Linked DNA regions of Mus musculus: region 1 is linked to region 2. The links are chromatin loops, found by intact Hi-C in ENCODE. Cell type or tissue: left cerebral cortex. All regions are shown on one strand. Each heading gives the region's core, and the rest is flanking DNA. Links, peaks and the distances in the headings are about the cores only. Region 1 overlaps Zfp68 (zinc finger protein 68). Region 2 overlaps Zfp157 (zinc finger protein 157).

Region 1 (15,078 bases), core at 6,151-8,650, 150 kb after region 2:
ATCTATTCAATGATAACTCCGTCAGGGAAGAAATAAAGAAAGATATTAAGGACTTTTTACAATTCACTGAAAATGAAGGCACAACATATCCAAACTTATGGGACACAATAAAAGCATTGCTAAGAGGAAAACTTATAGCTCTGAACAAAAAGAATCAAATACACATAAGAGACTCCTCTTGGGCAGGATATAATCAAACTCAGGGCTCAAATCAACCAAGTAGAAACAAAAAGAACTATACAAAGAATCAACAAAACCAGGGCCTGGTTCTTTGAGAAAATCAACAAGATAGAAAAATCCTTAGCCAGACTAACTAGAGGGCACAGAGACAGTATCCAAATTAACAAAATCATGAATGAAAAGGGAGTATAACAACAGAAACTTAAGAAATTTGTAAAATCACTAGATCCTACTACAAAAGCCTATACTCAACAAAACTGGAAAACCTGGATGAAATGGACAATTTTCTAGACAGATACCAGGTACCAAAGTTAAATCAATATCGGATAAACCATCTAAACAAACCCATAACTCCTAAAGAAATAGAAGCAGTCATTAAAAGTCTCCCAATCAAAAAAAAAAAAAAAAAAAGCCCAAGACCAGATGGGTTTAGCGCAGAATTCTATGAGACCTTCAAAGAAGACCTAATACCAATACTCTTCAAACTACTCCACAAAATAAAAACAGAAAGACTACTACCCAATTTGTTCTATGAAGCCACAGTTATGCTGATACCAAAACCACACAGACTCAACAAAGAAAGAGAACTTCAGACCATCTCTCTTATGTATATCGATGCAAAATACTCAATCAAATTCTCAAAAACAGAATCCAAGAACACATCAAAACTATCATTCACAACAATCAAGTCGGCTTCATTCCAGGGATGCAGGGATGGCTCGATATATGGAAATTCATCACTATAATCCACTACATAAACAAAATAAAACAAACAAAAACATGATTATATCATTAGATAATGAAAAAGCATTCGAAAATTCAACATCCCTTAATGTTAAAAGTCTTGGAAAGATCAGGAATTCAAGGCCCATAAATAAACATAGTAAAAGCAATATACAGCAAACCAGTAGCCAATATCAAACTAAATGGAGAGAAACTTAAAGCAATCCCACTAAAATCAAGGCTGCCTACTCTCTCCCTATCTATTCAATATAGTACTTGATGTTCTAGCTAGACAACAAAAGGAGGTCAAAGGGATACAAATTGGAAAGGAAGAAGTCAAAATGTCACTATTTGCAGATTATATGATAGTATACTTTAGTGACCCTAGAAATTCCATCAGAGAACTACTACAGCTGAAAAACAACTTCAGCAAAGTGGCTGGATATAAAATTAACTCAAAACAAATAAGTAGCCTTCCTATACTCAAAGGATAAACAGGCTGAGAAAGAAATTAGGGAAATGACACTCTTCACAATAGTCGCAAACAATATAAAATATCTTGGTGTGACTCTAACCAAACAAGTGAAAGATCTGTATGACAAGAACTTCAAGTCTTTGAAGAAAGAAATCAAAGATCTCAGAAGATGGAAAGATCTTCCATGCTCATGGATTGGCAGGATTAATATAGTAAAAATGGCCATCTTGCCAAAAGCAATCTACAGATTCAATGCAATCCTGACCAAAATTCCAACTCAATTCTTCATAGAGTTAGAAAAAGCAATTCTCAAATTATTTTGGAATAACAAAAAAAGCCCAGGATAGCAAAAAACTATTCCCAAGAGTAAAAGAACATCTGAGGGAATCACCATCCCTGACCTCAAGCTGTGCTACAGAGCAATAGTGATTAAAAACAAAAAAAAAAAAAAAAAAAAAAAACCTGCATGGTATTGGTACAGAGACAGGCAGATAGATCAATGGAATAGAATTGAAGACCCAGAAATGAACCCACACACCTATGGTCACTTGATATTTGACAAAGGAGCTAAAACCATCCAGTGGAAAGAAGACAGCATTTTCAACAAATGGTGCTGGCACAACTGGCAGTCAGCATGTAGAAGAATGCAAATCGATTCATTCTTATCTCCTTGTACAAAGCTCAAGTCCAAGTAGATCAAGGACCTCCACATAAAACCAGATACACTGAACCTAATAGAAGAGAAAGTGGGAGAAAGCCTTGAATACATGGGCAAAAAGGAAATTTTCCTGAACAGAACACCAATGTCTTATGCTCTAAGAACAAGGATCAACAAATGGGACCTCATAAAATTGAAAAGCTTGTTTAAGGCAAAGGACACTGTCAATAGGACAAGACAGCAACAGCAACAGATTGGGAAAAGATCTTTCCCAACCTTATATCACTACAGGGCTAATATCCAACATATACAAAGAACTCAAGAAGTTAGACTCCAGAGAACCAAATAGCCCTATTTTAAAATGGGTAACAGATCTAAACAGAGAATTCTCAACTGATGAAACTCGAATGGCTGAGAAGCACCTAAAGAAATGTTGAGCATCTTTTGTCATCAGAAAAATGCAAATCAAAATGACCCTGAGATTCTACCTCACAGCAATCAGAATGACTAAGACAAAAAATTCAGGTGACAGCAGATGCTGGCAAGAATGTGGAAAAAGAGGAACACTCTTCCATTGCTGGAGGGATTGCAAGCTCTGGAAATCAGTTTGGCAGTCCCTTGGAAAATGGACATAGTAGTAACTGAGGACTCAGTATATGCCACTCCTGGACATATACCCAGAAGATGCTACAACCTGTAATAAGAACACATGCTCTTCTATGTTCATAGCAGCCATATTTACAATAGCCAGAAGCTGGAAACAACTCAGATGTCCCTCAACAGAGGAATGGATACAGAAAATATTGTATATTTACACAATGGAATACTACTCAGCTATTAAAAACAATGACTTCATGAAATTCGCCGGCAAATCTAGAAGATATCATCCTGAATAAGGTAACTCACTGATAAGTGGGTATTAGTCAAAAAGTGTGGTATATCCACGATACAACTAAGGGACCACATGAAATTCAAGAGGAAGGAAAACAAAGAATAGATGATTCAGTCCTTCTTAGAACAAAATAATCTAGGGAAATAGAGGGTGGAGGGACTTGGGAGGAAGAGAAGAGGGGAAAGCAAAAAAGAGAATCAAGTATGGGAGAAGATGGAAATGTACAAAGGGTCAGGAAATTAAACAGAAGTGTGTAGCAATGGGGGATGGGGAAGTAGGGGTAGCAACCAGAAAGTCACAATAGGTACTCACTGATAAGTGGATATTAGCCCAGAAACTTACGATACCCAAGATGTAAGATACAATTTGCTAAACGCATGAAACTCAAGAAGAATGAAGACCAAAGTGTGGACACTTTGCCCCTTCTTAGAATTGGAAACAAAACACCCATGGAAGGAGTTACAGAGACAAAGTTTGGAGCTGTGACAAAAGGATGGACCAACTAGAGACTGCCATATCTGGGGATCCATCCCATAATCAGCTTCCAAACGCTGACACCATTGCATACACTAGCAAGATTTTGCTGAAAGGACCCAGATATAGCTGTCTCTTGTGAGACTATGCCGGGGCCTAGCAAGCACATAAGTGGATGCTCACAGTCAGCTATTGGATGGATCACAGGGCTCCCAATGGAGGAGCTAGAGAAAGTACCCAAGGAGCTAAAGGAATCTGCAACCCTATAGGTGGAACAACAATATGAACTAACCAGTACCCCAGAGCTCTTGACTCTAGCTGCATATGTATCAAAAGATGGCCTAGTCGGCCATCACTGGAAAGAAAGGCCCACTGGACTTGCAAACTTTATATGCCCCAGTACAGGAGAATGCCAAGGCCAAAAAGTGGGAGTGGGTGGGTAGGGGAGTGGGGGGAGAGGGTATGGGGGACTTTTGGGATAGCATTGGAAATGTAAATGAGGAAAATACCTAATAAAAATATTAAAATATATATATGGAAATCTATCAATATAATCCACTATATAAACAAACTCAAAAAAAAGTCACATGATCATCTAATTAGATGCTGAAAAGGCCTTTGACAAAGTCCAAAACCCCTGCATGTTAAAAGCTTTAGAAAGATCAAGAATTCATTTAAGCATAATAAAAGCAATATACAGCAAACCAACAGCCAACATCAAATTAAATGGAGAGAAACTTGAAGCAATCTCACTAAAATCAGGGACACAACAAGGCTACCTACTCTCTCCCTATCTATTCAATACAGTACTTGAAGTTCTAGCTAGAACAATTAGACAACTAAAGGAGATCAAAGGGATACAAATTGTAAAGAAGAAGTCAAGGTATCACTATTTGCAGATGATATTTTAGTATATACAAGTCACCCCCCAAAATCTACCAGAGAACACCTACAGCTGATAAAGAACTTCAGCAAAGTGGCTGGATATAAAATTAATTCAAACAAATCAGTAGCCTTCCTTTATACAAAAGATAAATGGGCTGAGAAAGAAATTAGGGAAACAATAGCCTCGAATAGTATAAAATATCTTGGTATAACTCTAACAAAGCAATCTACAAAGTCAATGAAATTTGCATAAAAATCTCAACTCAATTCTTCACAGACATGGAAAGAGCAATTCTCAACTTCATATGAAAAAACACAAAACAAAAAACCAGGACAATAATTCTGAACAATAAAAGAACTTCTGGGGGAACCACCATCCCTGAGCTCAACCTTTACTATAGAGCAACATTGATAAAAACTGCATGGTATTGTACACAGGTCGGCAGGTCAATCAATGGAATGCAATTGAAGACTCAGAAAAAAAAATACATACACTTATGGACAATTGATCTTTGACAAAGAGGCCAAAACCATATAGTGGAAAAAGAAAGCATCTTCAACAAATGGTGCTGATCTAACTGGTGGTCTGCGTGTAGCATAAGGCAAATTGATCCATGTTTATCACCATGTACAAAGCTCAAGTCCAAGTGAATCAAGGACCTCAACATAAAATCAGATACAATGAATTTAGTAGAAGAGAAAGAGAGAAATAATCTGGAAATATTGGCACAGGGGAAAATTCCTGAATAGAACACTATTCTGTAAGATCAACATGTTGTAAGATCAACAGTTGATAAATGAGACCTCGTGCAACTGAAAGCTTCTGTAAGGCAAAGGGCACTGTGAATAGGACAATACAGCAACCTACAGGTTAGGGAAAGATCTTCCCTAACCCTACATCCAGTAGAGGGCTAATATCCAAAATATATAAGGAACTCAAGAAGTTAGCCTCCAAAAAAAACAAATAACCCAGTTAAAAATGGGGCACAGAGCTAAACAGAATTTTCAACAGAGGAATCTCGAATGGCCCAGAAGCACTTTAGGAAATGTTCAAAAACCTTAGTCATCAGGGAAATGAAAATCAAAATGACCCTAAGATTCCACATTATACCATTCAGAATGGCTAAGATCAAAAACTCAAGCAACAACACATGCTGGGGAGGATGTGGAGAAAGAGGAACAAAGATTGCAAACTGGTACAACCACCCTAGAAATCAATCTGAAGGTTTCTCAGAAAATTGGAAATAGTTCTATGTGACGACCCAGCTACACTACTCCGGGCATATACCCAAAAGATGTTTCACCATACTACAAGGACACTTGCTCCACTATGTTCCTTAGCAGCCTTATTTATAATGGCCAGAAACTTAAAAGCAACCCAGATGTCCCTTAACCAAAGAATAGATACAGAAAATGTGGCTCATTCACATAATGGAACACTATTCAGCTATTTAAAATGAGACATCATGAATTTTGCAAGCAAATGGATGGTACTGAAAAACATCACCCCGAGTGTGGTAACCCAGACCCAAAAGGACATGCATGGTACTCACTCATAAATGGATATTATCCAAAAAGTATAAAATATCCATGATACAAGTCACAGACCATCATAAGAATTTTAACAAAAGGAAGGCCCAAGTAAGGACACTTCAATCTCACTTAGAAGGATGAACAACATAATCACAGGGGGCAAAGGGAAGTAGGAACCTGGGTAGAAAAGAGAGGGGGAATGGAAAGGGGACAGTATCAGGTATGGGGGAAGATGAGAAAAGCCCAGAGGGTTAGGAGAATGAACAGACATATGCAGCTGCTAGGGGTGAGTGGTGAGAGGAACCTCTAGAAAATACCAGACCTGAGATGTAAGAGGCTCCTAAGACTCAATGGGGATGATCTTAGGTGAAATGCCCAACAGTGGGGAGATTGAACCTGAAGAGACCACCTCCAGTAGATAGTCAAGGCCTCCAGTGAAGGCTTGGGGTCACCAACCCATCCTCAAAATGTTTGACCCAGAATTGTTCCTGTATAAAAGAAATGCAGGGACCAAAATGGAGTAGAGACTGAGGGAAAAAATCCCAGCTTGGTGTTCACCCCATGGGCAACACCAAACCCTGACACTACTACTGATGCTATGTTGTGTTTGCAGACAGCAGCCCAGCCTCTAAGAGGCTCTACCAGCAGCTGACTGAAAGAGATGCAGATACTTAGAACCAGACATTGTACTTAGGTCTGGGACCCCTATGGAAGAGTAAGGGCAAGTGTTGAAGGAGCTAAAGAGAATGGCAACCCCTTAGGGAGACCAACAACAGTGTCAACTAATCCGGAACTCTAAGAGCTTCCAAAGACTAAGCCACCATCCAAAGAGCATACATGTGCTGGTCCAAGGCCCTCAGAACATATGTAGCAGAGGACTGCCTTCTCTGGCCTCAGTGGAAGAGGAGGTGCCTAATCCTGTAGAATTCAGAAAAGGGGGATGCCAGGAGTGGGGAGCACCCTCTCAAAGGTAAAGGGGAGGGGGCAGGGTGAAGAACTATGGGAGTGGGGACCAAGATGGGGGGACAACATTTGGGACCTAAATAAATAAAATAAATTTTTAAAAGATTATAAAAGAAAGAAAGGAAGCAAGATAGGAGGAAGGGAGGGAGGGAGGGAAGGAGAGAGGGAGGGAAGGAGGGAGGGAGGGAGGGAGGGAGGGAGGGAGGGAGGGAGGGAGGGAAGGGAGATAGATTTGCATAAATGTGGTTTGGAAGAGAATGCCCCCCATAGGCTTATATGTTTGAATTCTTGGTCCCCAGTTGATGGAACTGTTTGAAAGGACTAGTTGGACTTTATTGGAAGAAGTGAGCCACTAGAGGGTACTTTGAAGTTTCAAAAGCCCATACCAGGATCAGTCTTTATCTGTCTCTGTCTTTAACTTGAAGTTGTAAACCCTCAGCTGATCCAGCACCATGCCTACCTGCCTACCTGCTGCTATGCTCTCTGCCATGGTTGTCATGGACTCACCCTCTGGAACTGTAAGCAAGGCCCAATTAAATGCTGAAATAGCTATTCATTGTTTCAACTTAACTACATCTAGAATTAACTAAAATCCAAAAATGATTTGCACACCTGGGAGGAATATTTTTTTTTCTTAAATGGAAGTAGGTAGATCTATTTCTAATTCGGAATCCAGAAGACATAAATTTTTAATCCAAATTTTGAGATAGGAAGACACACCTTTAATCTGGGACACACCTTCTGCTGGAAACCTATATAAAGATATGAAAGAGGAAGCTTTTAGTCTTTGCTTGCCCTCACCTTGCTAACAAATCCATTCCTTCATAGGCACTAGAACCTACATCTTAGGAATTCCAACATGTGCTGAAAACCAGAGAAGGCATCCAGCCTCCGGGACTGAGGATCTGCTGGATTCTTGGAACTTTCTATTCACAGGCAGAAATTGTTGGATTAGCTGGACTGTATATAGCCTAAGTCAATTCTAATAAATCCCCTCTCTATAGAGAGAGTCATTCTATAAGTTCTGTTACTCTAAAGAACCCTAACACAAATAATTTCTTCTATAAATTGCCTTGATCATGGCATCGTGGACAATGTTTTGACACATTTTCTGGAATTTGATATATTCCACACTCTATACCTTGGCCTCCACCCTGGTAAGACACTCTACCAAATAAGTTTGAGATGTTCTGCTAAATTCCTACATAACTAAAAACCTTTGCAAATCCCCTGGCCTTGCAATTTGGTGGTTAGATCTTTTAATAATTTTTTTCTCCTGTTTGGGGCTATACTAACTTATGAAGGTAGGCTTAAGAGAAAATAAAGCTTGCTTAATTCCAGTTTAAAAAAAAAAGTCAGTGATCTTTACTCTCATTTAGTGGCACTAACATGACTACTGACAAACAGAATTATTCTCTCCCAGAAATGAACCCCAATTAGTTAGATTGATTATCCACTTTGTAGTGGTCAGTCCTGAATCTGCATACACACCAACAAAAATGACCTCAATGGGTTATAGTTATGTATTTGTAGGTATACCTGTATCTATAATAAAGAGGCTATCAATTTGAGTGAGGAGTTGGGCACTGGACAGAGAACCCAGAAAGGAAAAGGGTAAGGGAGGCAACTGGTACTTTTATATTAACTAAAAGGGGGAAAAAAAAGAAATTAAAATGAGAATTGTTTACCAAAAATGCTTTAATCAGATGTCAACTATGTACCAGTTTCTGCATTTCAACATGACTTTATATTAGACAGAATATGAAGTCCTATGTTGATTAAACTTTGAAAATGCAGTATCAATAACCCACTTGGAGCAGTGGATAGCTTGTCAGTTTCAATCTGAATAGTTTTATAAAAATATCCATACAACACTATATGAACATGATATATTTAACAACATATGAATGGGTTGGTTGTTTACCGTGAAACTGCATATATTGACTTGGATCTGAAATGTTCCCTGAAGGCTTATGTATCGGATGCTTGATTCTCCAATGGTGGCAATACTCTAGGAGGTGATATAAAAAGTCCTTTTGCTTGCCTTTTTTGTGGGAGAGGGGATATATTTGTTTTTCATATACGTTGCTGTTGTATATCGTTAAAAAGTAAACCTGGTACTCAGCCACTTCTTTGCTGTTTCCTATTTGTTTTAATGTTAAACAGTGCTTGCTAACCCTCTCGCCGACCATGACCTATCCATGGGAAGGGGGTCAAGTAACTATTGACTATTTGAAATGATGGCCTAAAATAAATATTTACACCCTGAAACTGGTTCTGTCAGATAGCTGGTCACAGCAATACCAAGTTAAATCATACAACCACAGTGATTTAATACTGTTAAGTCTGAAATTGCAATAAGAACTATGAACATAAAAAGGCCATGTACCCTACCTCTTTGGTCTCTCGATGCATTTGTTTCATTACATATATTACAAATTTCATGTACTTAAGCTAAGTGCCTTCATTTGGATTTCTAAAACTATATAATACAGAATGTACTTATGAGCTTGTCCACTAGATTCCAGTATCACTATCAACTTTCATTTATGTCAACCACAAATGCCCCAGAATGGAGGTCAACTTATGCTGACTGGGAATGACCATCCTGCTTGTTCATACACAACTGCTGAATACAACTTAAAATAATATTTTTAAATCATTTATTACTTCCAATTTAACACTCAAATAATATAATCAGAATACTTTTACATTGTAGGATTTTAATACAGTCCAAATGAGAGTATGTTGTATTTCACTATTCATTCTTTTTCAGCTTCCCCGACTTCTTTTCTGTGAGGGCCAAGATACAGAGACCTGATGCAGCAAACTTTGAAATTTCCCATTACCATCATTTCTCTTGATGTCAAGAGATTTGCCATCCCTTCACTGAGCTGTAAAATCAGATCTTTCATTTGCTCAATTTGTGTGTGTGTGTGAGACACACTGATGGGGTATTTAGAACATGAACATAGTATCCAGTAACTCCAGAAATTTTCATTAATTTTTTTATGCCTTAAAATTCTATGGGTGGGCATAGTAGCACATACATTTAATCTGAGCACTCACAAAGCTGAGGCAAGATAAGGAGGACTTTGCTATCAGCCAAAGCATTTGTGCCAAGACCTTATCTGCAAGCTGAAGTTAGGGAGACTTAAAAAAAAAGTGATAAAAAGAAATGTCCTTCCTGTCCTTCCCAGTAGAGCATTCTGGACTAGGTGAAAATACCTCCAGAATTACTTGTAACTTACAACAGTTGTTAAGTATAAAATACAAAAGCAGGAGAGATGGCTCAGAGAGTAAAGATGTTTTCTGCCAAGCCTGATAACCTGCGTTTGATACTAAGAACCCGCCAGGTAGAAGAGAACTGGCCTTGGGATTTGTCCTCTGACCTTGATCTATGTGCTGTGGAGTGCATGCACAGATAAAGCCTCTAAGGTGATAATATTTATAATATGTGTAATTTATATGAAAGACAGGTTACAATAATAGCAGCCAAACACTTCACTGAGCTACATCCACAACCCTAACTGCCTAAATTCAAGTGGACTCTTATGAGTGAAGCTCAGGGTCATGTAATTTCCACAAAGTTCCACACGTTTCCACATAATTCACACAAATAGGACTCTTATAGCATCTCTGATTCAAATGGAAGTGAGGTATAGCAACATTTAACCCGATCTGTATTGTCCTTTGTCCCCTTTATATGGTTTGTGAAGTTTAGATTCTCAGATTCTTATTTTTAATCAATTGTCTTTAAAAAAAAAAGTCCTCATGTACCCCAGGCTGGGTTTGAAATTGCTTTGTAGCAAAGGTTAGACTACAACTCCTCACCTCTTTCTTCACCCTGCCAAATATTAAGATTACAGGCATGTCCCCAAACACCCAACAATGAGTTCCAAATTGCATTCAGAGTTTGGGGCACTCCTCACTTTCGCTGGTTTCACACCCCTGGGTTCTGGTAGTCAGGAGAACCTCAAGTAGAAAACTGCCCTATTTGTTCTTAAATCACGGTGTCTTCCTCTATTGCCTGAGTGCAAGTGATCCTCTACCATAAACATCGGTCTTATGTTGGGTTAATGTACCTGGCTAAATTATCTGCCACAGTCAATTGTGAGTTCTTTGATAAACAAACAAAGATCAAGGTTTTCCTTCACCGTTTATTCATTTGGTTTAATCCCTTGAATAAGTGCTCCAATGTACAGTAAGATCTGACCTTTGGATAAGTGTTTTCCAATCACAGGGTCCCCTTAGCTGTAAGAAGAATGTTTAAGTAAAGTTTGTTTTCTGGTGGAAAGCTTTCTTGCATTCTTCATATTCATAATACATCGTCTGATGTTGAGAAGTATCACTCAGAAAAAAGTTGTTAGACTGTTTGCTCTCAGAGGCTTTCTTCATACTATGAATCTTCTGATGCCGCTTAAGGTTTGACTTATCATAGAAAGCTTTCCTACATTCCTTACATTCATAAGGTTTCTCACCCGTATGAGTTCGCTGATGTACAATGAGGTGTGAAGTGCAGTAAAAAGCTTTCTGACATAATTGACATTCATAGCGTTTGTCACCTGTGTGAGTTCTCTGGTGTCGAGTCAGGCCTGACTTACGGTAGAAGGTCTTCATACACTGCTTACATTCGTAAGGTTTCTCACCTGTATGAGTTCTCCAATGATGACTGAAACTTGACTTACAGATAAATGACTTCCTACATACTGTACATTCGTAAGGTTTCTCACCTGTGTGAGTTCTCTGATGGACAGTTAAATAGGACTTAGTGGAGAAGGCTTTCCCACATTCTGCACACTCATAGGGCTTCTCACCTGTATGAATTCTCTGATGTAGAGTAAGTTGGGGCTTTTGGCAAAAAGCTTTCCCACATTCCTTACATTCATATGGCTTCTCACCTGTATGAATTCTCTGATGGTCAGTAAGCTCTGATTTACGATAGAAAGCTTTCCTGCATTCAAAGCATATGTATGGTCTCTCGCCTGTGTGAACTCTCTGGTGCTGAGTGAGGTGTGACTTCTGGCAGAACGCTTTACTGCATTCTGTACATTCATAGGGCTTCTCACCAGTGTGAGTGCTCTGATGTCTATTGAAGCTGGTTTTCCAATAAAAGCACTTGCCACATATTTTACATTCATAGGTTTTTTTCCCTCTGCGGATTTTCTGATGAAGACTCACTTCTGACTGCTGAGAAAACTCATATTCCTTCTGGATAAAGAGCTTCTCATGCTGCCCCTTATGTTTTGGAAGGTATGATTCAATAATAAAAGGGTTCTCAAAGTTACTACATTTGTAATGTTTCTCTCCCATGTGCGTGGGTTCATTTTCATTAAGGTCAGACTTGCTACAGTTTATCTCTGATACATTACATTCAAAGGATTTCACCCTTATCTGAGCCATCTCTTTGTCAATAAATGCTGTATCACCTAAGGATTTTGCATATTCACTGAACTTATGAGTAAGTAATACTGCTTTTGTGTTGAAGGATTTCCCTGGTATCAGACTTTGAAAGTAACTCTGTGACCTTTGAAACCTGTATAGACTAACTTGCTCGGGGTGTGTGACAGATTCTGCAGTTCCATTAAGATCTTCAGGTTCTTCTCCAACTTCTATCTCATCAGCATCAGTGTGGAGATACACGTCCTTCCACAGAATAAACTTTCTAGGACTCATTCCTAGTGAGTTCTCATTCTTGATAGTCTGATCTGAAATATGGTTTGTGCTCACATTGCAAGTATTCCCTATTCCAGCCAACTCCTTTGATGTTTCACTGTTGAGGGCAACTTGCCACACGTGTCTTGCTTTGGTATCTGGACTGCTCTTATTCAGGGTACTCATATTCTGGAAATCTAAAATGATAGTTAAGACATATTAATAAGCACAAACTGGACATCCTAGGATAACACACACACACCACACAAATTCTTAATCTATGCTTTACCCATCTATTTGCTTTTAAATCATTTTACCAAAAACGAAAAATCTAAGAAGTTGTTAGATTGCTTACCAAAATGACATGAATTTTCCTTTACCTAACTCAATGTCATATGTGACTTCTAAGTTTAGCATATTAATATGTATTGTGTTTTTATCCATGTATACCATTGAATACTGTCTTGGTTTTGTATGTGAACACGATGTACAGTGATGATGCTCATCTCTACTTTCTTGCCCACGCCTGCAGGCTCTCTCCCTCCGTCCACACACTCCCCTTCTACCTGCAGGCTCTCTCCCTCCGTCCACACACTCCCCCGCCCACGCCTGCAGGCTCTCTTCCCTCCGTCCACACACTCCCCTTTTACTTTTCTGAGTTTACTTCGTCCTAGGAGATTTAACTCCCATACTTTTACGAGCCACTGATCACTCAAAACTGTTCAAACACATATTTGTTTCTTTAATTTCTCTGGCTATTGGGTTTTAGCATTTCCGGTTTTGATTTTAAAAGATTAAAGAAATTATTTTCAATGTTTTTTTGTTTATTAGAGATAGCTTTACAACTTCAAATTTCATTTGTTTTAGACAAAGCTTAGATGTGTATTTCACAGCCACTGGGACAGTATACACTAAACCGTCTCTGCAGGCTCATTGATGCACACTATTGTTCAACTATAAAGTTTCCCTGCGAAATCTTGTTCCTGAGTTAGCTGTTGATGATAATAAACTATTTTAGCTACTTAACTCGAGTATTTCATTCATGAAAGCGGATGTCGCCTCAGCCGGATGTCTTTGCTGCATTGTCGCTGATGCACATTATTCACTCCAGGGATGCTAATTAATTAATTAATGCACATTATTCACTCCAGGGATGCTAATTAATTAATTAATGCACATTATTCACTCCAGGGATGCTAATTAATTAATTAATGCACATTGTTCACTCCAGGGATGCTAATTAATTAATTAATGCACATTATTCACTCCAGGATGCTAATTAATTAATTAATGCACATTATTCACTCCAGGACGCTAATTAATTAATTAATGCACATTATTCACTCCAGGACGCTAATTAATTAATTAATGCACATTATTCACTCCAGGACGCTAATTAATTAATTAATGCACATTATTCACTCCAGGGATGCTAATTAATTAATTAATGCGCATTATTCACTCCAGGACGCTAACGCGTGATCTAAAACTTGTCTTCTTTGGTTTTTTTTAATGGAACCCAGAACACCAAAATTTAGTGCATAAGAATTTGGAATAATTATATTTTAATGGATTGGCTCCTTTATAAATATTCAGATTATTTCTTTATCCCATCTAAATTAATCTGGTGTGAGGATGGCTTACTGAGGAGTGCCTTTACAGTATTTGTCTCAAAAAATATTATTCATATTTTCGGTTCATAAGTACTTTGGCCAATAAGAGGAGATGCTACATAGAGCAAGTAACATCTTAGTTTTTATTCCACCTGGCCATCTGCTTTATATTTAAGAAGACTTAAATTTAGGATTCTTATTGGAAGATACTAATTAGATCTTTATCTTAAAAGGTCTTCCAGTTTGTTCAATTAATAATGGTGAAAGCATGTCTATACTCTCTGTGATGTGTGATTATTTCTTGATTTCAGGTCCACAGTCTCTCAGTCTCAAAAACAGAATGAGTGCCACCACAACTACTTCTCTCAAGTTGGATTCTAGGTATAGCACTTGAAGGTAAGGGAGCAATCTAAGTGGTTTCTCCTCCAAGGCTAGTCTGTAATGAAGTCACTTTCCGACAAGGAACACTCAACTGGATCTAGCCTTTTTGACAACTGTGGGTTTCTCCTCTATCCAGTTGTCCCTAGGGCTGCCTACATTCTCCAGACTTAGCCTGCGCTTACTGCTTTGGGTTTTTTCTGCACAAGGAGATAATTATAGGCTACTTAGTGTGTATGTGCATTATAGTTCGGGGGGGGGGGGAGGCTATGGGGGGGGGGGGCATGCACAAACGCATTATAGTTTTGTTTTCTTCTTTTTAGTTGCCCTAAAGACTTGGGATAGTTTGTCCTTTGCTACCTTCTATCTTTTTGTTCAGAGAATCGTAAAGCACTCTGAACCTACTGCTTTACTCTAGAACACTCTAACGCTATTCTCTCAGCTGCTTTACTCTAGAACACTCTAACGCTGTTCTCTCAGCTGCTTTACTCTAGAACACTCTAACGCTGTTCTCTCAGCTGCTTTACTCTAGAACACTAACGCTGTTCTCTCAGCTGCTTTACTCTAGAACACTAACGCTGTTCTCTCAGCTGCTTTACTCTAGAACACTAACGCTGTTCTCTCAGCTGCTTTACTCTAGAACTCTCTA
Region 2 (15,078 bases), core at 4,652-7,151:
CTACTACTTAAATGTGAGTTTATAATACGGGTGAAGGACAGACTGAAACAAAGGAAAACTGTTTTGGAGCAAATAGAATATGAACGAATTCAACAGTAGCCATATTTACATTAGTCAAATCATACTGCATGCCAAAGTAAACCAGAAGTTTTTTGCACATGAAATATTGGACTAGTGTATTATGATGACCGCTAATTAAAGAGAATCTATCCAAATTAATAAAAAAATGATGAAATGGACGATTTCATCAGACATCTTTGAGATAGAAAAGATTTCTTAGGAATATATTTTAGAATGTATTTTAGTAGTTACAGAATAGGAAATTGAACAGACATGTATTTGTACATAAATATGACCTTCCAGAATTCTACAAAATGAAATTAATGTTATATCAATCAATAAGAAGTGATGCCATTGAGGCAACAATAGGGTGCCACAACTAATCAAAGCTCCTTGTAAAATCTCTTTGACTAGTTCTTCTACCAGACAGGTATAAAAGTACATGTCTATGCCCATCAAGCTGATTCATAAAGTGGAATAGGAATATGGTAATCTTGGAGACTTGCTATATTAGATATCAGCCAGTATTAGATAGCAAGACTAGGTAGGAATCAGAGAAGAAAATGTACATGTAAAAATCTTCAATAACAACAGACAACAGAATTCTTTAAAACATTAAAAATATGCCCCGTGATAAGTGTCATTTCATACCAGAGATACCAGGTAGTATAATTTATGGAAAACATTATATGTAGTGTGCATGTAGTTAGAATTTGGAACACACTCACATGTTCATTTCAGTTTAATGTCTGCTAGAATTTGGCATCTCTTCAAAGTTAAAAAAAAATGGATAACTTTTTCAAGTGGCCAAAGAAAGGAATATGACAACATAATATTACAGTCTGGACAACTATTTATACTGAATATAAAAAAGGAGAAAACATTTTGCCTAAATTAATAGCAATACATATTGTATTCCCTCTCATTTACTTTTTTTTTTTTTTTTTTGAGAACTTCTTATTTGCACAAATTATTTGGTCAAGGTTTCCCTTCCTTTCTTTTATCCAACTTCTTTCCTATCCCACTATCACTTCTCCCTCCCACACTCATGTGCTCTACTTTTTAAACCCACTGAATCCACTTTGTGCTACCAGTGTGTGTGAGGGTGGAGGGCCATTCATGGAGCTTGAGTGCTCTCTTGGGGGCCATACCCCTGTAGAAACCTCAACTTTCCATCACCTAGTAGCTCTCAGTTACCAGTTGCTTCTGAGTTATCAATGGGACTTTGTCAGTCCCTTCTTCATTTATGTTGGGATTTTGATTAGCTTTATTCTGCAAAGGCTTTATATACATAGTCCTAGCTATTGTGAGTTCATGTGTGCAGTGGCGTTGTCTTGGCCTGACATTGCTGTTTGAGAAAGTTATCTACCACTTCTGTTCCTACGATCCTTCCTTTCCTTCTTCCATGGTGACCCCTGACCTCTGGGAGGAAGGTGTGTACTGCAGATATCTCCTTTAGGATTGGGCACTCTGACAAATGAAGAGTGACAGCTGCACTAATATATGCATATAAAGATAAGTACTTAGGAGACTCTTTAATGCTATAGCTATATAGAAAAAGGTTGAAGTAGCTGCTGCCTGACAGCCGGTGACCTACCCATCCACACGTTCTTGACCCAGTTACAAAGCAAGAGTTCTATCTCATGGAGTGTGCCTTAACTCCAACTAGAGTGGATGGTTGCTCCTTTAAATCCCATGCCACTACTGTGAAACTAGGTATAAAGTATTAGGCCAGTTATTATTGTAGCTCTCAGGGTTCACAGCTGGCTAAGCATGTTGATAACTTTTCTTGTAGTATTGTGATGGCACTTCCCAGTACTACAAAAGCTAGCCAGCAGGCATGAAGCTTCAAGATCAGTATCAGCTTAATCTTTCATGTTTTATAACTGAAGTTTAAAGTGGCTTCACAAGTGGGGTCTTACCGTCAAGTTCTAGGGAGTAACTAAGAACAGTAGCAATATTTTTTATTGTTGGTGCAGGGGAGGTCTTTGGAATCAAACTATCAACACCTTGAAAATAGATAACGTCAAAGCACTGAATATTTTGTTCAGTAATATATGGTATCTGGGGCATTTCATTTTTCCCTATCTAAGGTATCTCTATTCTATCTTTCTGTCTGTCTGTCTGTCTGTTTATCTGTCTATCTATTAATCAGTCATCTGTCTATTTATCTCATCCATCCATCCATCCATCCATCCATCCATCCATCCATCCATCCATCCATCCCACCTTTCTTTTAGAACCTTTCAAAGTGGTTTCCATGAGGCTGTTAAAGAAAGGTCTTTTAGTGTTAGTATCCCACCCTCTGCCTTGTCCTCTCACCCTCACCTCACTGAACCTTACCTTCACCATTATTCCCCTTTACTCATTTATAACATTTGTTTTATATCTCCCTTTTGGCCTCTTTTTGTTTTCCTGACTTCTATAGGTTTTCCTATTTAAGCACATACATCTAAAGATTCAGAGGTCGGATCCACATATGAGAGAGAACTTGGGTCATCTTTCAGGATCTGGGTTGTCTTTCAAAGAATCATCTATTTCCAGCTCCATTTATTTACCTGCAAAGGTCACAATCTAATTTTTATTTACAATATAATAATTTTTTATTTTATGTGTATATAAATATCATATTTTAATTATCTATTCATTAGATAATGGTCATCTCTGCTCTTACTTCAATTTCCAAGCTTTGAACAGTCATGCATGTGTGTATTAACCATTTCCACTGCAGCAAGAAGTTTTTCTGATGAAGTTTGAGAACAGTGTAAACTGGAGATAGAAACATACATGTTTAGAAGACAGTTCAATAATATGACCATTTGAAAGACAAAATAGTTTCTTACTTAAGGATTCAGACTTCTCAAGCTATGATTTTGAATAAATTATGTCTATAATTTTGTACAATTAATATATAGTAAAAGATACCTAAATGTGTATTGATATTCTCTACATATAGGCACATACCAGTCAGACTCGCAACCCAATCCTTTCTTAGCATTTATTTTTAATAAATTTTTTTTTTTTTTTGCAAAAATGTATTTTAGTCCAAGAGGCAAAGAGATTTGTAGAACAGAAGATGGATTCCTGGGAGCTTCTGCAGCAGCTGCCCTCCAGTGTGGGAGAAAGGCGATCGTAGGCAATGACCAATGGAAGACAGAGCCTGTGTGGCTTTTCAGGGCGAAGGAATCAAATTTATAAGAAATGTATAATAATCCTTTTATGAACCTACATTTTTTGCTCCTAAAACAGAATGTGAAGCCTATGTTTAGTGGGTAGCTAGTGAAAGAAAATCTTTGCACCTCACATAATGAGCTGTGGTATCAGATGGTGTGTATACAATTAAGGTTATAAAGGAATAGCAGCTCAGGTTAACAACACAGTTAAAAATTAATGCGCCAAACAATAGCGAAGAAGTAGGTGAATAACTTCTTTCCATGTATTTGTCAAAAGAAGAAGCAGTGGAGGAACATGGCTTAGGACTGCCTTACCTGTTTGTGTAAAATTTCCCTCATTAAGCTGAAGAATCATGAAGAAACCCCACAATTATATTTGAACTGAATAAATAATATATTTGATTTAAGGATAGTGATTTTTTTTTTTATTATATTGTTGTAGGTGTTCTTGAAGTTTATACTCCAAATGAGAGTTGCCTGGAAAATGCAGAGAGTCGTATGTGGCCAGTGGGAAGCATCAACAGAAATCTTTCAAATAAAGAGATGATTGAAGTAGGTAAAATGTGAAAGTGAATACATCCTTCACATTTTGATTGTGGACATAAGGAGGATTGCTCACAGCAAAGGAGCCTAACCTGTGGCAGAAAGTGTGTGTAGCGAGCCTAATGGGATGCTAGCTAGTGACAAACCTGATAATAACTGACAAGCCCCTCTGGCACCCTGAACATCTTACTCTGCCTAACAAGGTTGAAAGTTCACATGATGATATTTATAATGTTTGACTGGGGACATACATCTACACAGAGACAATGTTATTGATACCTAAAAAGTTTTCTATTTAAGAAACTGCTAGTTTCATGATTGGAAGTCTTTTTTTTTTTAAATTTTTTATTTTCATTGTTTAAAATTAACTCTGCAAAACATATCTCATATAAGGAAAATATTGCATATAACCAGACACAGAATAGAACACGGTAAAGGATGAGATAGCTGAGCAGTTAAGAGCCTGAGCTACTCTATCTCATAGCAGGAGCTAGGTTCCCAGCACACGTTTTGCGACTCTTAGCTAGCCTGTAATTCCAGCGCCCAAGTAATAAGACATCTCTGCCTCTGTGGGTGCCTGCTCCTGAACACACATACCTCTACATGTATGCATAACTTAAAATGGTAGAAAGAAATTAATCTTATTTTAAGTAACAAGATGCACAGCAGGGAAAATTGTGAGTGTACTTCCTGTAAAACTTTTAAGATGTTATTATCCTCACAGAACATTAGTAAGTACATGCTAGAAAAAAGCCCCATTTGTAGAAAACCTTGACAGATTCTTTTGTCTCAAGGCAGAAATGAAGGTTCAACTGGAACTTCCCCGAGGTACAAAACCCTATGAGTGTAAACCGTGTATGAAAATGGTCAGCCTGCCATCGCAGTGCAGCAAGCAGCATGCATACTATCCAAGTGTGAAACCATACGAATGGAAGGAATGTCAGAAAGCTTTCTGTTACAAGTCAGCGCTCACTCAACACCAGAGAGCTCGTACAAGATTGAAGATCTATCAGTGTACAGAATGCAAGAAAGCTTTCTCCTCCAAATCAGAACTCACTGTGCATCATAGAATTCATACTGGTGAGAAGCCCCATGCATGTGAAGAATGTGGGAAAGCTTTCTATCGTAAGTCAACCCTTACAGTACATCAGAAAACTCATAGAGGTGAGAAACCTTACGAATGTAAAGAATGTTGGAAAGCTTTCTATTATAAGTCAACCCTCACTGAACATCAGCGAATTCATACCGGCGAGAAGCCTTATGTGTGTAAAGACTGTGGCAAGGCTTTCTTCTACAAGTCAAACTTAACTCGCCATCATAGAACTCATACACGTGAGAAACCTTATGAATGCAAAGAGTGCAGGAAAGGTTTTTCCTCCAAGTCAGAGCTCACTTCACATCATAGAACTCATACCGGGGAGAAGCCCTATCAGTGTGAGGAATGTGGCAAAGCTTTTTACTGCAAGTCAACCCTTCGTGTACATCAAAAAATACATTCCGGAGAAAAGCCTTATGAGTGTAAGGAATGTCAGAAATCTTTCTATTATAAGTCAACTCTAACTGAACATCAGAGAACTCATACAGGTGAAAAGCCCTATGAATGTAAAGACTGTGGCAAGGCTTTCTTCTACAAGTCACAGTTAACTCGCCATCATAGAATTCATACAGGTGAGAAGCCTTATGAATGCGAAGAGTGCAGAAAAGCTTTCTCCTCCAAGTCAGAGCTCACTGCTCATCATAGAACTCATACCGGCGAGAGGCCCTATGAATGTAAAGACTGTGGCAAATGTTTCTATCGCAAGTCACACTTAACTCTTCATCATAGAATCCATACAGGTGAGAAGCCCTATGAATGTAAAGATTGCAGAAAAGCTTTTTTCTGCAAGTCAGGACTCGCCCGACATCTGGGAACTCATACACATGGTACTAATACAAAGAACAGAGAAAAGCATTTTCCTGCAACTCACAGCTCAGTCAATATCAGAAATGATATACAAGTTAGAAACCCTGTGGCTCTAAATAATGAAAAAAAACTCTCTACTATAAATCACTCCTCAGTTCATATGATGGACTTCTTAGAGTTGAGAAGTCCTATAGATGTACATAATGCAGGAAAACTTACCTTCTTAACTCATGCCTCATTCAATGTGAATGAACTCAGGTGAGACACGCTAATAACAGAGAAGGCTAGAAAGCATGCAGTCAACCAGGATCACTTGACATCAGAGGATGCCTTACGAAAGAGTACGGCAAAGAACTGGCACAAGGGAGACCTCTCAGTATCAGAAGACCGTTTTGTCTGGAAAGAACACAGGAAAGCAGCTTAAACATGGAAAGAAGCTTATGACTTAAAAGCCCAAAGTTTTGAATGGTGACTCGGGTCTCTGTTGAAACCTGCAATGGAACACCCTGAGAATGTATAAAAATCAAAAAACATTTTCCAGTTAGGCTACCATATACGTACTAACCTTGAAAAACATTTAAGGGACCCTTTTAAAAAACAGGAAAATTTTGATGTCAGACCACAGTCTGCATCAAAAAAAGTCATACAGGTGAGAGACTGTGTACAAATAAATCATGTATAGTGGCACTTGCTTATGTTCCGTTTCATTGACACAGTTATTCAAGACTAGGGAACATCATATTCTCTCCAACTCTAGGTGGGCCTAGAATGTTAAAAGGGCATGTGTAGAAATGTGATATGTTTCAGAAGTGCTGTTGAGTTATGTTGGAAATGACTGACTCTGTATTAGGTAGGAGGCACTGGCTTATTCTGTAGGACTGCTAAAGTGATCTGTGTTATCTGATTCTCATCTCGAAAGAGAAAATGCGGGAAGTCTTCTGATGACGTCATTTTAGTCTGACAGTCAGTGATGTAGGGGCCCAGACATTAGCAGTACTTATTTCCTGATCTCAGAGAAGCGATGGCTGAGAGTGGCAACATTTATATCAAATTAGCAGCACAGGAGAGATGGAGGTCCATGGGATTTGTACCACAGTTTGCAGATAAATGAGGGAATCTAGACCAGTGCTTAAGATAACAAACCGAGTGAGTGTTAGAGCCAGGATCAAATACCCTATCTCAGCTCAGTGTCGCTTGCACTCACTCTGCACCATTTCACCTGACCAGATTTATACAGCTTGCTCTTAGTGGATGGAAGGAGAACAGTTTTCATTATCATTTTCCAACTCTGGGAGAAGAGAATCTAAATAATAGTGTCCTGACTCTTTTAAGCCAAGCAACAGCCAGCTCCGAGAATTCAGCTGTGCCCCCTTGCAGAAGCTCATCACAACTGGGCTTATTGATGGTTTATACTCTCGTCTCCTCCCAGCATCCAACTGCTCCCTACCAACTGGCAGCTCTGCAGACTGCCTAGAGAAAAGATTTAGAGTAAGTGCCAGGAAACACTAGGGAAGTAGCCACAGCCTCCATCTATGTTGTTTTGGAAAAAAAAAATCCCATTCCTGCTGAGTAAGTCATTCCAGATGCCACCCACTAGGGGTGGTGTACTCATACCCTTGGAAGTAACCCTTACTCACGCTCTGTAAGGAAGCCAAATAAAGTCATTGATATATTTATGAACTTTGGAATGACGGCTCTGTTTGTTATTAGTACCTTAGGGGAAGGGGTAGAGATTGCTTTACATCAACCCCCGGGAAGGAATTTATATCAACATGGAGTCACCATTAGCATGCCCCTGTATCTTTGTGAAGGATTACGTGGCTGTCAGTGATCCTGGAGTCAGAGCTATGGGACAAGGAGTCTGTCCCAGAGGCTTAGGAGGAAATCTCAAAATCTCAGTACATAGGAAAAGGCCTTCCAGAAGAGTCTCAGATCTGAGCTTACGATTTAGATGCATATTGTCTGCCCCTCAGAGTGACATAATCTTGACAAGATACAAACCACCCAACCTTTAAGATGCCTGGAGTGTACAGAAGTATGACATTTTCACAGACTTGTAGTTAGTTTCTAGTATGGGTAGGTAAAAGGTACCATGTATTCTCCCTAAATCTGAGAAAAACTGGTGGCTAGTGCTTAGCTTACTATGTGAGTCCACACGCTCCCAGCCTGAGTTCAGCAGTTTAGAATTATGACCAGTTTTTCTTTTAGAGAAAAGCCTGGCCACTCTTTTTCCACATACATCTGACTATACAAGGTCCTGGAAATAGTGCAAATGGTAGAGGGTATGGCAGCTATGATGTAAGGGGGATTTGGATAGACTTTGGCTGCTTGCCCACTAGGGCAGTATTACATAGTTTTGAAAAAATGCAGCTAGAGGTTTTATAGTTTAGGGTAGGAATGGGAGTGTGGTAGTCATGTTACAGCTTGCCCTATTCACTTACTAGGCTTTCAAAGATAAACATCAAAATGTATCAAAGATAAATTTCAAAATTACACATCAGGATCAAAAGAGGGTTTGTGAATGGGACTAGAAGCATAGACAACTTTGTGTGTGTGTGTGTGTGTGTGTGTGTGTGTGTGTTCTTGTGTGCACACATTCTTTGTAAACTCGAGAATAAACATCAAGAGTAAACAATGGTTTATATCCTTTCCTATACTAAAGAAGGCTCTAACAAGAAGTCTGAGAGGACATCATCTACTTGCCATCACCAGTGCCTTGTAACATTCTCATCAAGCACAAAAGTACTTAATCCCATGATTAAATGAGCATGGAGCCAGAAAAGAGACATGTCAAGCTATATTTAAAGAAATAGAGCAATCCTTTCAGAGGGCTTACCTAAAACCATTGGCAAATAGAGATATTTATATCATGATTCATAATAGTAGCTAAATACCATTATAAAGTAGCAATGGAAATAATTTTATGGTTGGCTGATAAGAGCTAGCTAGTGTCTGAATTCCATAGGATTAATTAGTAAGACTCCAGGATACAGCAGTTAATGTGCAAAATGTTTAGAAGTTCTTTCAAAGTTAGGCATTCACTTATCTTACTCAGAGAACAAAAACCTTGATAGTTACTGATGTAACTAAAAGCTGAATCTTTAAACAAATATCCACCCTACTATATGTGGAGATATTCCTGTTTCAAGTTTTAAATGTCAACCAGGATGTTGGGAGAATGGCAGTGGATAGACTATAGTAGACTACAGTAAGACTATGTATGGCATACTCATTGAAGAAGTGATGGGAGGTGCTGAGTTAAGTAACATTAGAGGCTTGCAACTATGTCCTCCAAATATCAGACTGCACAAACTACTCCAGTTGCCAGATATGTTATTTACTAACGGTGTACAAGTTTGCAAGTCAAGGTCCTCTTGGAAAGGAATACATTATAGATAAGTGGGACTAATTCCTACAATCTCAATGAGCAATTTGTAAATAAAATGAAAATACTCTAGCAAACGCTGTGCCAGTGTATAACTGGGATCATCAATGTGAACCTATCCCTCTTCCACACTTTAATCACTTTGTGAATGTATTTCCCTGCACTCGCTTTGAACCAATACTGATATGTTCTCTTGGGTTATAATCATGCACATGAATACTTATTTCTGTATTGTATTGTTAGTAGGAGAATATCAAATATATTTACCAGCTAATTTTACTCAATGAATAATAATTTATCATTAAATTTTTATTAATGAGTACTTATTCTAACTCTTCACAGTTTGGGCTTTTAAAGATTTTTTTCAAGTTAAAATATATTCTTTTCCTCCTTCCCTTTCCTACATTCAACCTTCCCCAAGTACTCCTTGCTCTCAAATTCATGCTCTCTTCAATTTTTATTACAGATGTGTGTAAATATATATAATATACATATATGTATTCCTAAATATAAATACAGTCTCTTAAATCTGCATAATGTTACTTGTATGTGCGTGCTGTTAGGGTATTGGCTAACCAATTGGTTGAAATGTTGGGAAGATTATTTCTCCTGTTCTCAGCATTCCTTAGTTATCTGCAGACCTCTGTCTAGAGTTGGCACCTTGTGCGATTACTGCCTGCCCTCTGTTAGTATATCTGTTGATGCGATCCTTTAACGAGAGATTTTAAAAATTGTATGTGTATGAATGTGCTGCTTCCACTTAAGTTAATACACTGTGTGCATACTTGCTACCCTACCTGCAGATTCCAGAAGATGATGTTGGATCCCGTGAATTGAGAGTTAGATGGTTGTGGGTAATATGAGTGCTGAGAACTGAGCCTAGGTCTTCTGCAGAAGCACCAAGTACTCTTGACTACTGAGCCATCTCTGCAGCCCATGCCGCTAGTGTTTTAATTTACATCTCCATTGATTTCTCTAATCTCTAAACATATTGAGGATAGTTTATGATATTAAACACTTATGTATGTTCTATACAATGTGACCTGTGGCCATTCAAGTCTTTTGTCTTTGTTTGTTTGTTTGTTTTGTTCTGGGATGTCTAGTGTCTAGTTTTTCCTTTTATTTTCAGAGTATTTGAAGTTGACCCAAGTTTTAATCCTATCAATCAGGAGGTAGAGGCAGATGGATCTCTGTGAGTTCATGTTCGGCCTGGTCTACCTAGTGAGTTTCTAAACAGCCAAGGCTATGTAGAGAATAAAATGAAAGTAGTTGATCTATGTGACGTGGTGAAGTTTCTCCTAGTGTGTTTTTTCTTCCTACCCTTAAACTATATAGTCTGATGTATGGTCTTTTTAAAAAAGTCATTGCATTATAAATACTTTAAAATCATGGCTTTAAGCAAATTTGAAAGGAAATAATAAACAGATTGTATATTTCCCATCCACTTGGTGACTTAGAGCCATTCCTTTATCAAGTTATTTTTTTAAGTTTTAGTGCTGATCTAGTGTGATGTGAATAACATTCTTTTTTTTTTCCATTTTTTTTATTAGGTATTTAGCTCATTTACATTTCCAATGCTATACCAAAAGTCCCCCATACCCACCCACCTCCACTCCCCTACCCACCCACTCCCCCTTTTTGGCCCTGGTGTTCCCCTGTACTGGGGCATATAAAGTTTGCAAGTCCAATGGGCCTCTCTTTCCAGTGATGGCCGACTAGGCCATCTTTTGATACATATGCAGCTAGAGTCAAGAGCTCCGGGGTACTGGTTAGTTCATAATGTTGTTCCACCTATAGGGTTGCAGATCCCTTTAGCTCCTTGGCTACTTTATCTAGCTCCTCCATTGGGAGCCCTGTGATCCATCCATTAGCTGACTGTGAGCATCCACTTCTGTGTTTGCTAGGCCCCGGCATAGTCTCACAAGAGACAGCTACATCTGGGTCCTTTCAATAAAATCTTGCTAGTGTATGCAATGGTGTCAGCGTTTGGATGCTGATTATGGGGTGGATCCCTGGATATGGCAGTCTCTACATGGTCCATCCTTTCATCTCAGCTCCAAACTTTGTCTCTGTAACTCCTTCCATGGGCCCATGGAGTGAATAACATTCTTATATACTCGGAACAGTGGAAAGATCTGTCATCCAGAGGTGCTAGCCCCTTGTACAGCTGTGCACCTGAGTGACTAGTTCATCTGTCACTCAGCATTCAGTCTGTTGAGGACAGGGTTTGAGAAAGACTTGGTACACAGCCTTGGCCTTCCTGGAACTCACTGTGCAGAACAGGCTTCCCTTAGCCATGCTGGAATCTTCTGCCTCTCAAATGTTGGGATTGTATGCCTGTTCGATCATACCCAACTGCATTCAGTATTAAAAATGTGATTGCTAGCAGAGTTCCAGATGCAACTATGAACATCTAGATGGTTCTACTACCCAGATGAACTGCAAATCAGAAACAGTACATGAAATAACTTGTTGATTACAGTTTTGTTCTCTTACAGGTTCTTGTGTCTGAAGCCTGTTTATATATGTGACAGTGTTGAGATGCCGAATTAAGTATGAGGTCTCTACTGCTCCTTCCCATCACAGAGATTTTATCACCCCCTCCTTCCTCCCTCCCTCTTTTCATCCTTGGCACTAGTTAGAGGACCACCACCAACAACAATTTAAGCTCGTAGACTCCAAATTTATTAACTATAGTTCTTATACATAATTACCAGTTAAAGTATTCCATTATTCTAAAAGAGTTTAATTCTAAAAGATGTATTTATGTTCTGTAAAAAAGCATTTGTTCTTGATTTTTATTAGTTTGCTCTTCCTTGAAAAAAAGAAATGACCTGTGACAAGAAAATGTAAAAAGAGCTTATTTTGCTTCCTGGTTTTCAGGAGTTATCAGTCTATCATGACAGGAAAAGTATTAATAGGATTAGCTAAGCCCCAGGTAGTGAGAGCTGAAGGTGTTCATTTCTCACATAGTAGAGGGCAGAGAAGCAGAGACTGGAGGCCAGATCCATTAATAGGTATAAACTTCAAAAGTCTGTGAGTAATGATAAACTGCCACAGGCTCAAACTCATCACTGGAAGTTGCTAAAGAGACAGGGGAAGCTAGCCTCTGCACTTCCCTACTGCTGTGCAGGGCTAGAAAGGTGAGCTCTCCTTCCCTTCTCCCTTCATAGATGCCCTGGCCTTTGGAGAGGGTAAACAAAGAGTGCCCAGCCTTGTGCCAGAATATTGTAATTCCCCTTTTCACCTTTGCAGATCTCTGGAATCTGCAATCCGGAGAGTCTAGTGCCAGCCAATAAATTGTGAGTGTCAGTGTTCTTGTACTGTTTGCATTTGTTCTGTTAGTTCTGTTGGAACAGCCTCGAGGCGTCAGTATACTCCGCAGAAGGGTGACTAGAGCGGACTTGCTAGAAGGTCACTGCGGAGATGTCCCTGATCCTGCAAGCTTGACAGTTACCTTCATAGGGAGGAATCTGTGTTCGAGGAAGGGTCTCAGCACAATCTACTTTCTTACTCACCTCACTTCCACTTTCCAAGGCGAGAGTCTGAGTCCTAGTGCTTGGAGTGGCAAGCCGGCTATTTCGTGCCTGTGGGTCTGTCTGTGGTACTTCGTGCAGTGTTTGGTTTCGTGTTGTACTGGACTCTGATGGATGATATGGGACAGGCTGACTCCTCCCCCTTCAACATTGTTTTAGCTCACTTTAAGGAAGTGAGAACTAGAGCTCACAATCTCCATAGATGTGAACAAGAAATGTACAGTCAGGTGACCACCAGAAGGGACCTTTCACCTCCCCACGGTATTAGCAAAAGGCGCAGGGACATCTGGATCAAGTCCCCTATATAGTGGTTTGGAAGGACTTGGTTTCTAATCCACCACCATGCGTTAAACCCTTCCTCTTCCCTCTAACTAATGCTTCTACACCACTAGGAACAGTGTCGGCCCTGGTGACAGAAGAACAGATGTGGGAAGTTCCTAAGTCTCTTGCATCTCTTTGCCCCATTTTACAGGAGAGTATGCCAGAGGAAGTTCTATCCTACCGCCTACCACCCAAACCCCAGCAGCACCAGCATTCCCACTGGGACCAGCTGTGCCAGCACCTCTACAAGCCCAACCCCAGCTGTGCCAGAGTCCCCCCTGGCTGCGCCAGCTTTAGCCCCACCCATGCTTTCCAAGGAGGAAGTACCACAACTTCAGGAATGAAGGGGGTGGGGCTGGCACAGGGGCCTCAAAGCTGGCACATGGCCCCTCCCGAGGCTATAGAGCCAGAGGCAGATTCCGTTGTCTTACCCCTAAGGGTGACAAGACTACCAACAGGGAAATCAACCCCACTATTATTGGTCCTTCACTACTGCTGATCTTTTCAATTAAATAAGAGAGAATGCTAGATTCTCTGACAACCCTGGAGAGCTCCTTGCGCTCTCTCTCTCTCTCTCTCTCTCTCTCTCTCTCTCTCTCTCTCTCTCTCTCTCTCTCTCTCTCCATATATATAAAATGTATATATATATTGGAGTGGCGAGCCGGCTATTTCGTGCCTGTGGGTCTGTCTGTGGTACTTCTTGTAGTGTTTGGTTTCGTGTTGTACTGGACTTTGATGTATATATATATATACATTTTAATGGTAAGATTTATGAGCCTTATTTTAATTAAAATAATATAATGTCCAATCTTATTTTTCCTCTATTCAATCCATCCTATGCTTCCCCTTGCTCTTTCTTCAAATTATGGCCTTATATACTGTGTTATACACACATATACACAAATGCCTAAATATATAAATACAACTTGCTCAATTCATTTAATTATATAAGTGTGTGTGTGTGTGTGTGTGTGTGTGTGTGTGTGTGTGTGTGTGTGTGTGTGTTTTAAGGCTGTTGCACTGCTTGGTACTGGATAATCAATTAGATGGTTCATCCCTGGGGAAGACCAATTCTCTCACTTCCATTATTTATTGGTTTCCTATAGTTCTATATCAAAGCATGGGGTCCTGTGAGGTTCCATTTCAATGTATCAGCTCCAGTGGTGTTGTCATTCTTTGGGTCTAGTTAGGCAGCTGTGTTACTGAAGTAGGATGGGTGATGCTTCCCTGCGATTTCTTTCTTTTTTATCATATTCTTTAAAATTTATAAAATATTGTAACAATAAAAATGAGTATTATAAAAGTTGTTTGATATAAAACAACAATCAGTCGAACAGTATTATGTAGATGTTTCTCTACAGCAATACTGAAAATACCTATGTTTTTCTTAATATAAATTTAAAATAACTCCAAATATATTAATTGTATATTTTAAAATAATATATCACTATTAGTTTTTTTTAAAATGAACATAAATAGATAAAGTCTGTTTGTTTGTTTGTTTTGTTTTTAATAGGGCTTAAAATCTTGGCTCTTACTGTGGTACAAACATAAAATAAGAACAGTTTTTAGACATTGGAGGTCATTTTAATAGGGCTGTACTTGACTATCCCTCACATTAACAAAGGATTTTACCTCCATAGTAGATAAGCTAAGAGTTGACGGTTCTACTGCACCAAGGAATGAATTGTAGGCACGATTTTTGGATACAGATTTCCTGCTACTGTCAAAGTTAATTGACTTGAGTGATTGTCGTCATTCTCAGCCCACAGGGAACAGGTTATATTCATTTAAGAAATGGTGTGTGTATTAAGATGGTCTATCCATGAAGTCATTTATCAACTGTTTCAATGAACAATGGTCCTGCTTGGAGGGTGGCACAGAAGTTAGGTGAATATAAGATTCTGGTTCATTGGCTGTGATGATTTTGAAAAGCATTCATTTCAGAATAAGAGTAACTTATAAAGTCCTCTTCTTCAAAATTGATACAATAATTATAAATATCAAACAAGCCTTTAGTTTTACTTTTTGCTGTTCTCTTACAGGTCACCTCCCAGATTAATTGTCTACATTTCTTTTGGCTACATAAATAATTTTGAAATATGTAAGCTGTTCTGAAAACCATAGTATAGTGTAAAACATCAAATAAACAATCCT

What was found. Peaks named below come from ENCODE experiments on the same cell type or tissue, not always from the same donor. Only the 100,000 strongest peaks of a DNase experiment are listed, where the experiment ranks them.
Region 1: it touches region 2 in a loop (2.1-fold over the local background); 2 of 42 quality-filtered maps call a loop at or near these places.

The regions. Positions count from the first base shown.
Region 1 is chr5:138,595,187-138,610,264 of GRCm38, forward strand. It overlaps Zfp68 (zinc finger protein 68), which reads right to left. Exons shown (of 6, transcript NM_013844.2): 6 at 8,466-12,635. The coding sequence ends at 11,053. Among named protein-coding and RNA genes, the nearest start is that of Zfp68, 17 kb to the right of the region's middle. In left cerebral cortex, for the core only: no CTCF peak of the experiment used is centred there; no DNase peak of the experiment used is centred there.
Region 2 is chr5:138,451,305-138,466,382 of GRCm38, forward strand. It overlaps Zfp157 (zinc finger protein 157), which reads left to right. Exons shown (of 5, transcript NM_028130.3): 4 at 3,676-3,785; 5 at 4,571-9,390. The coding sequence ends at 5,941. Among named protein-coding and RNA genes, the nearest start is that of Zfp157, 17 kb to the left of the region's middle. In left cerebral cortex, for the core only: no CTCF peak of the experiment used is centred there; no DNase peak of the experiment used is centred there.